Regions from separate parts of the Homo sapiens genome. Here region 2 is linked to region 1. Evidence: read pairs that join two places in POLR2A ChIA-PET (ENCODE). Cell type or tissue: GM12878. All regions are shown on one strand. Each heading gives the region's core, and the rest is flanking DNA. Links, peaks and the distances in the headings are about the cores only. Region 1 holds the start of IL2RA (interleukin 2 receptor subunit alpha). Region 2 has its middle 12 kb from the start of PFKFB3-AS1.

Evidence for each region. ChIA-PET counts read pairs that join two places held together with the same protein. Peaks named below come from ENCODE experiments on the same cell type or tissue, not always from the same donor. Only the 100,000 strongest peaks of a DNase experiment are listed, where the experiment ranks them.
Region 2: POLR2A ChIA-PET joins it to region 1 with 6 read pairs; 7 of 35 experiments call an interaction of 5 or more read pairs at or near these places.

What each region holds. Positions count from the first base shown.
Region 1 is chr10:6,060,693-6,065,014 of GRCh38, reverse strand. IL2RA (interleukin 2 receptor subunit alpha) reads left to right here and starts at 2,648. Exons shown (of 8, transcript NM_000417.3): 1 at 2,648-2,927. The coding sequence starts at 2,864. RefSeq lists a cis regulatory region at 2,265-2,895 and an enhancer at 2,888-2,937. In GM12878, for the core only: no CTCF peak of the experiment used is centred there; no DNase peak of the experiment used is centred there; H3K4me3 peaks cover 740 bases; H3K27ac peaks cover 335 bases.
Region 2 is chr10:6,188,779-6,193,169 of GRCh38, reverse strand. It overlaps a transcript of PFKFB3 not described here. Among named protein-coding and RNA genes, the nearest start is that of PFKFB3-AS1, 12 kb to the left of the region's middle. In GM12878, for the core only: no CTCF peak of the experiment used is centred there; no DNase peak of the experiment used is centred there.

The DNA of each region.
Region 1 (4,322 bases), core at 323-4,322:
TAGCAAAATGGAACCAACTGAAATGCCCATCAATGAGACTAGATAAAGAAAATGTGATACATATACACCATGGAATACTATGCAGCCATGAAAAGGAATGAGATCATGTCCTTGGCAGGGACATGGATGAAGCTGGAAGCCATTATCCTCAGCAAACTAACACAGGAACAGAAAACCAAATGCCGCATGTTCTCACTCATAAGTGGGAGTTGAACAATGACAGCACATAGACATAGGGAGGGGAACATCACACGCCAGGGCCTGCTGCAGGGTGGGGGGTGGGGTGTGAGGGGAGGGAACTTAGAAGACAGGTGAGTAGGTGCAGCAGACCACCATGGCGCACTTATACCTATGTAACCAACCTGCACGTTCTACACATGTATCCTGGAACTTAAATTAAAAACAAAAAAGAGTTTTTAATCCAAAAAAGATTAACAGCAACTAGAAGAAAGAAAGAGATATAAACAGTGAATTGCAATGCAGCACGGCAGGTGTTATGATGGAGTAGAAAGGACTGGAAAAGGCCTCCTGGAGGAAGGGACACTCAAGTGTCTTTCCATTTCACCTGTAAACTCATTAAGGGCAAAAGCTTTGCTACAGCTTCAGTATGAGATCCTGGGCAATCCGTGACAAAATGGGTCTGCTTTTGCACCCCCAACTTCTTCTCACATCCCTGCATCGTGCCATGCAGCATCAACTGGAAACCTCAGCATCAGCAAACGACGACAGAGCGTTCATCCGTAAGGTGAACCAGAAAAGCCAGTTCAATGACTTGTTTAACCATGGTCCATCTCAGAACCAAGAGTTGGGCCTCTTATTTACCAGAAAAATTGTGGGGGCTTTGTGATATGGCTTTAAAAAAATCTTGTAATTGCCAGGCGTGGTGGCTCACACCTGTAATCCCAGCACTTTGGGAGGCCGAGGTGGGTGAATCGCCTAAGGTCAGGAGTTCGAGACCAGCCTGACCAACATGGTGAAACTCCGTCTCTACTAAAAATACAAAAACTAGCTGGATGTGGTGACGCGTGCCTGTAATCCTAGCTACTCAGGAGGCTGACGCAGGAGAATCACTTGAACCTGGGAGGCAGAGGTTGCAGTGAGCCAAGATTGTGCCATTGCGCTCCAAAAAAAAAAAAAAAAAGACATTAACATAAATTTAAATATTTTATAATGACAATCCACATTAACTACTTAAAGCATAAGCTATTTTCCAGGAGAGGCAGCAAGTGCATTCTACTCCCATGCCCAAGAAGAAAGGAGCGTGACTTTGGTGGGAGTACTAGGAGTTTCTACTGGAGCACTTGCCCGCAGAGTGAGAAACGTTCCTAGAGAGGAAGTTATACCTGCTGTGGAATTTAAGAGAATCTTGTCATATTTTGACAAGTTTTTTGAGATGGAAGTCTCACTCTGTCGCCCAGGCTGGAGTGCAGTGGCGCAATCTCAGCTCACTGCAGCCTGCACCTCCTCGGTTCCAGCTATTCTCTTGTCTCAGCCTCCTGAGTAACTGGGATTACAGGCGCCCGCCACTACGCCTGGCTAATTTTTGTATTTTTAGTAGAAATGGGGTTTTACCATGTTGGCCAGACTGGTCTCAAACTCCCGACCTCAGGTGATCTGCCTGCCTCAGCCTCCCAAAGTGCTGGAATTACAGGCGTGTGCCACTGCGCCTGGCTAATTTTTTTTTTTTTTTTTTTTTTTTTTTTTTTTTAGTAGAGACGGTGGTTTCACCATGTCATCCAGGCTGGTCTCAAACTCCTGACCTCAGGTGATCCACCCACCTTGGTCTACCAAAGTGCTCGGATTACAGGCATGAGCCACCAGGCCCAGTCAACGTGATGTGTTTTGGAACCCTGAATTCCTTGGCTTGCCCGGAGGGTTTTCTTTTTGTTAATATCTTTGCTTGCTTTCTAGTATTTAAAAAATTGTGTTTTGCTCTAACTATGCAATGGCTTTAAGTCTTAGACAAATTTCCAGGGAGCAAAACACACTCAACCATTTCATAATAATCAGAAGAGAGCTCTGATCAATAAATAAGCAAGACTGAATTTTACAAAATAATCCAAAGTTTAAAACCAAAGCCCACTTTTTGCATGATCCTTTAAGAGAAAGAAATCTGGAAGCAAAACACCTTATAAAATGACAATGCACTTTCAGGAGCCCAGGGCACTGTGGTGAAATGATGATGGCTAGTACAGGTTATAAGCCTTGGGGAATTATTTATGAATTCTCAGGATCCTTCAGTTCGCCGCATCCTTCTCCATTATTTGAATATTGGAGGCTGCCTGACCAGAATCTTGTCAGGACTTTGCTCCTTCATCCCAGGTGGTCCCGGCTGACTCCTGAGGACGTTACAGCCCTGAGGGGAGGACTCAGCTTATGAAGTGCTGGGTGAGACCACTGCCAAGAAGTGCTTGCTCACCCTACCTTCAACGGCAGGGGAATCTCCCTCTCCTTTTATGGGCGTAGCTGAAGAAAGGATTCATAAATGAAGTTCAATCCTTCTCATCAACCCCAGCCCACACCTCCAGCAATTGAACTTGAAAAAAAAAACCTGGTTTGAAAAATTACCGCAAACTATATTGTCATCAAAAAAAAAAAAAAAAAAAAACACTTCCTATATTTGAGATGAGAGAAGAGAGTGCTAGGCAGTTTCCTGGCTGAACACGCCAGCCCAATACTTAAAGAGAGCAACTCCTGACTCCGATAGAGACTGGATGGACCCACAAGGGTGACAGCCCAGGCGGACCGATCTTCCCATCCCACATCCTCCGGCGCGATGCCAAAAAGAGGCTGACGGCAACTGGGCCTTCTGCAGAGAAAGACCTCCGCTTCACTGCCCCGGCTGGTCCCAAGGGTCAGGAAGATGGATTCATACCTGCTGATGTGGGGACTGCTCACGTTCATCATGGTGCCTGGCTGCCAGGCAGGTAAGGGCCTGTGGGTGCCCCCGGAATTCCGGGAAGGCTGATGGGCATCCCTCTTCCCAGCCACAGAACCAGAGGGAGTCCCCAGGTAGATGGTTCCAAGAAGGGAGTTGAATCTTGGGTTCCACCTCTTGCCTGTGACCCACGGGGACCCCAGTTTATGCCTCACTGTTCCTTGGTCTGTCAAGAGAGCCTGAAATAGCATTAGGTTCTCCTGTCCTTCTCAGTCCTTGACAATTAATTCTGGGAAGAATAGTGTGGCATGATATTTGGGATATTTGGATGTTAACAGGGTCCCGATGAGCAGGTTTCTCAAGAAATTATCTTTTATTCTTCAATGAATTTCCTTTTATTCTCTGCACTCCCACCCCCCAACTAAGAAGCTATCAGGAAGCTCTTTAAGTTCAGGTTAATTTGCTGGAGACATGAGTACTCATATATCAAACACTGGGAGAATTTAAGATCTCAGAAAAGTTTAGCTTCAAGGATGTATACACTGCTTTTACGTCTTAGGAAATAACACCTAGGAATTTCCTTACAAGTGCAACTTTACAGAAATTTTTAAAAATATGCATACTCACTTTTAGAACATTACTACTTCTCATAATCCTATGTATATACATGATATGTATATGTATACGTGTTTATATATGCAAATTTTAAATTTCATTCCTTGTTTCAAATGGATTTTCTCGAAGATTTTTTTTTTTTGACACTGTCTCTGTCAGCCAGACTGGAGTGCAGTGGCGCGATATTGGCTTACTGCAACCTTCGCCTCCCAGGCTTAGCGATCCTCCCACCTCAGCCTCCTGAGTAGCTGGGACTACAGGCATACGCCACCACACCTGGTTAATTTATTTTTTTGTAGAGATGGGGTTTTTGCCATGTTGCCCAAGCTGGTCTTGAACTCCTGGGCTCAAGTGATCCACTCACCCTGGCCTCCCATACTGCTGGTACTACAGGCATGAACCACCGTGCCTGGCCAATATTTTTTTTTAAAGAAATAAAAAACCACCAACTTCTACCTCAAACCACTCTTCCTAATTGAGTGTGAATTTTCTAATAATGTCTTCCCTTTGCTTACTCAGGAAGACAGATAAGAAAGTTTATAGTGTTTTTTGAAAGTCTATAATGGCAACAAGTAGAATGCTAACTGGCTGTAGAAAGAATTTATTAAGAAATGAAACATAATGATGCATTTCAGGAGTCTGCTTGCTTGTTTAGGGGAAGTGCCCAGTCATGCTGGGCTGTGTACTGGCCCAGATGTAGGAGTGTCTTTAAAGAGGGCATTTTATTTACTTATTACATTTTTATTTATTTTTTTTTTACTTTTTGAGACAGAGTCTCACTCTGTTGCCCAGGCTGGAGTGCAGTGGCGTGATCTCAGTCCACTGCAAC
Region 2 (4,391 bases), core at 98-4,097, 130 kb before region 1:
TCTCATTATGCTGCCCAGGCTGGTCTCAAACTCCTGGCCTCAAGCAAATCTCCTGCCTTTCAAAGTGATGGGATTACAGGCATAAGCCACCATGTCCAACCTCAATATATAATCCTAAGTAGGAGCGAGTACTGGCTCACATAAGAAGCTGGAAGCAGCTTCCATAAATCCTGCAGGGCTCTGAGGTGGACAGACAGCCATTCACAGTAAAATCATCTGTAGAATGAGAACAGCAGCCCCATCTACCTCAAGAGGTCCTTACGAAGACCAAACTGGATATGAGCAAAAGCACTTTTGGAAAAACTATAAAGTATTAGGTCAACCAATCCCTGGATGAGCACTTTTTGTAACTGTGCAAGCCCACCCCAGATGTCTGAATAGATTCCCTCTGATCTGGGCTGCTCTATGATTTGGTCTTCACCCCTTGGTTTCCCCAGCAGATCAGTGACATCCCCCAACACACACACACACACACACACACACACACACACACACACACACACACGGGTGAGGGGAAGAGTCAATGTCAAAACAACTGAGTTTCCTAACCCAGGACTAGGGAGAACAGAAACTGGAACCCAGATCACGTTCTGCTGGGTATGGGAAGCATGCCCGGGTGACCCGCAGGGGCCAGGCAAGGCCGGCCCATGACTGCAGTGTAAACACATGCCACGGAGCAACCCTAGGCTGGCAAGCCACAGCTGGCACCTCTCCCTGCTCTGTTCCCCTCATATTTCTTCCTTCTCCCAGTGGAAAACATTCTAAAAATAGAGCCAAATCAAGCCAAAAAAAAAAAAAAAAAAGAAGAAAGAAAAAAAAAACGGGCAGGTTTTGGACAGCGATGCTAGCTGCTGACGAGATGTTAGGAAACCTCCAGGCTGGGCTGGATCAATGTGTAGGGTTCATATGAGAGAATGGGACGGTCTGTCATCGCCAGTGTTGAGACTGGATCGTGTTCCCTTCTGTGTACTCCTCCTCAGAAAGCTGTGTGTGTGTGTGTGTGTGTGTGTGTGTGTGTGTGTGTGTGTGTATTGGGGAATGTCATTGACTCTGCTGGGTAAATCAAGGAGTGAAGGCCAAATCACAGAGTAGCCAAGATCAGAAGAAATCTATTCAGACATCTGGGGTGGGCCTGGATAGTTAAAAAAAATACTCATCTAGGGATTGATTGAATACAATTTTACCAAGAGTGCTTTTGCTCATATCCAATTTGGTCTTCATAAACTCATCTACCCCCAGAGAACGGCGACCAGGGTGTCCGAGCCACCTGGACACCATCCCTACGAGAAACGGCTAAAGAGCGAGACAGGGAGAAGGAACAAGGCTGTGACAGGAGTTAGAGCCACTGACGAAGGCGCGGGGGTTGTCGTGCATCGCGTTGCTCCTGTGAACAGAAACCAGATGCTGATTTGAAGGTAGAAAGAGATGCCTTCTCTGTACAGTGGACAGCGGTGGGCCAGAGGGACGGCAAATGCAGCAGCCAGATCCTACCTGTCGAAACCATTCCAGAGGGACTTCCCCAACAGCTGCGACTCAAACTCGCTGGCTTCTGACTAGCCCTGGACGTAAGGATCCTGTGATTCTAGGGGGGGCCCGAGCCCCCATCCCAGCTCTACCTCTCAGCAACTCTGTGACTTTGCACAATGCACTGTCCTGCACCTCAAGTTCAGAATGATCTCGGGGTTCTCTGTGTAAAAGTCTCTGAGTCTAGAACTGCTATATTAAGTGAAACCGCTGATGGAACAGTGAGGCATACATTTGACCAAGTTGGGTAGTCCAGGGGCTAGGAGCCCTAGATTGGGTGGGACATTCCTTTGTCAAGACCCTTGGCACGCAACGGGTCTTGAGCGGTCCCTGCTGGTGGGGATTCAGAGTGTGATATGGGGTTCACACCCTAAGTAGAAATAGTTCTGTTTCAATTTCTAACTTCTTAATCAATCAACGTATTTTTAACAAATGTATCTTTAAATAATTTTCCTGTGGCAGCCTTCGGTGTTCGGCCACTTGACAGCTTGAAATAGATTTAATCTTTGTTATTTCGTATGTCATGTATACCCACAATTGATCACTGTTGAAAGACAGGAAGTTGGCTGGGTGTCGTGGCTCACCCTTGTAATCCCAGCACTTTGAGAGGCCGAAGAACTGGGAGGATCGCTTAAGCCCAGGAGTTCAAGACCAGCCTGGCCAATATGGAGAAACTCCATCTCTACAAAAACTACAAAAATTAGCTGGGCATGTTGGCAGACGCCTATAATCCCAGCTACTCAGGAGGCTGAGGCACCAGAATTCCTTGAACCGGGGAGGCGGAGGTTGCACTGAGCCAAGATCGCACCACTGCACTCCAGCCTGGGTGACAGAGCAAGACCCTATCTCCGAAATAAATAGAGACATGAGGCACAGAAAACCCTGATGTTGAAATAGAAGTTAATGGGAAGATGATGTGGATATATCAAGAAACACACGAGCCTATTCTAAAGGGTTCCCCACTGGCCAAATCTGGTACAATCTGTTGTTTTTGTTTTTGTTTTTTTGTAGGGATGGGGTCTCACGATGTTGCCCAGGTTGGTTTCAAATTCCCAGCCTCAAGCAGTCCCCCCTGCCTCAGTCTCCCAAAGTGCTGGATTATAGGCATGAGCCACTGCACCCAAAATCCTGTACAATGTGAACAACAAAATGAATAATGATAGTAATAGACTAAAACCCAGAGAAACATAGGAACACATGAATCCACTCAACTGTGGATACAATGAATGAATGAATGCATGTAGGAGATGGGAAAGCTTTTCCTTAGAGTAGAATATCAACAAATAAGTACAGAAGGAACGACGGAATCTGTAGGTCATCCCTGGGTAATCACTGCAGGAATAATTGTTTCACACAAGAATCACCGAGTGGGTGGAAGCTTGATAACAAACAAGATATTTGCAGCTGGGCGTGGTGGCTCACGCCTGTAATCTCAGCACTTTGAGAGGCCAAGGCGGGTGGATCACTTGAGGCCAGGAGTTTAAGACCAGCCTGGCCAACATGGTGAAACTCCATCTCCACTAAAAACACAAAAATTAGCTGGGCGTGGTCATGGGTGCCTGTAATCCCAGCTACTCGGAAGGCTGAGGCAGGAGAATCACTTGAACCCGGAAGGCAGAGGTTGCAGTGAGCCGAGATCACACCACTGCACTCCAGCCTGGATGACAAAGCGAGACTCCATCTCAAAAATAAAAAATAAAAACAGATATTTGCAGAGACTCAAAATATCTCCCCACAGAATCCTTACTTATCACAAAGGGACAAAATAGTGACCATATAGTAGAGAAAACTGGCGGGCACCATCTTTAAGCAAGTGATAAAGTTACCCTCAAGCCAGGTGCAGTGGCTCACGCCTGTAATCCCAGCACTCTGGGAGGCCGAGGCGGGCGGATCACTTGAGGTCAGGAGTTCGAGACCAGCCTGTCCAACATGGTGAAACCCCATCACTACTAAAAATACAAAAATTAGCTGGGCTTGGTGGTGCATGCCTGTAGTCCCAGCTACTCGGGAGGCTGAGGCAGGAGAATCGCTTGAACCTGGGAGGTGGTGGTTGTAGTGAGCAGAGATCGCGCCACTGCACTCCAGCCTGGGTGACAGAGCGAGACTGTCTCCCAAAAAAAAAAAAAAAAAAAAGTGAACCTCACCATCAGCAGTCTGGTCTGTGACAGGCACATCACTACTACTCGAGCATCCCTGACAAACACACAGAACCTAAAGCTAATTAGGAAGAAGCAACAGATGGACCCAAGTTCTAAATATTCTAAAAAATTCTAAAAAATAAGTGACCTTATTTTCTAAAAACTAAGGATATTCTAAAAAAATTAGGGATATTCTAAAAAATAAGTGACCTGACTCTGGAAGAGATACGTGCACACGTATGCCCATTGCAGCATCATTCACAATAGCAAACAGGTAAAGCAACCAAAGTGTCCATCGACAGATGGAATGCATGAGCCAAATGTGGAATTTACAGACAATTGAATATTAGCCTTAAAAAGGAAGGAAATCGCCAGGTGCGGTGGCTCACGCCTGTAATCCCAGCACTTTGGGAGGCCAAGGCGGGCGGATCACGAGGTCAGGAGATCGAGACCATCCTGGCTAACACAGTGAAACCCCGTTTCCACTAAAAAATTTTTTTAAAAAATTAGCCGGGCAAGGTGGCGGGCGCCTGTAGTCCCAGCTACTCGGGAGGCTGAGGCAGGAGAATGGCGTGAACCTGGGAGGCGGAGCTTGCAGTGAGCCGAGATCGCGCCACTGCACTCCAGCCTGGGGGACAGAGCGAGACTCCGTCTAAAAAAAAAAAAAAAAAAAAAAAAATTAAAAGGAAGGAAATCCGTCAGAGCTACACCAGAGGTCAACCTTAAGGA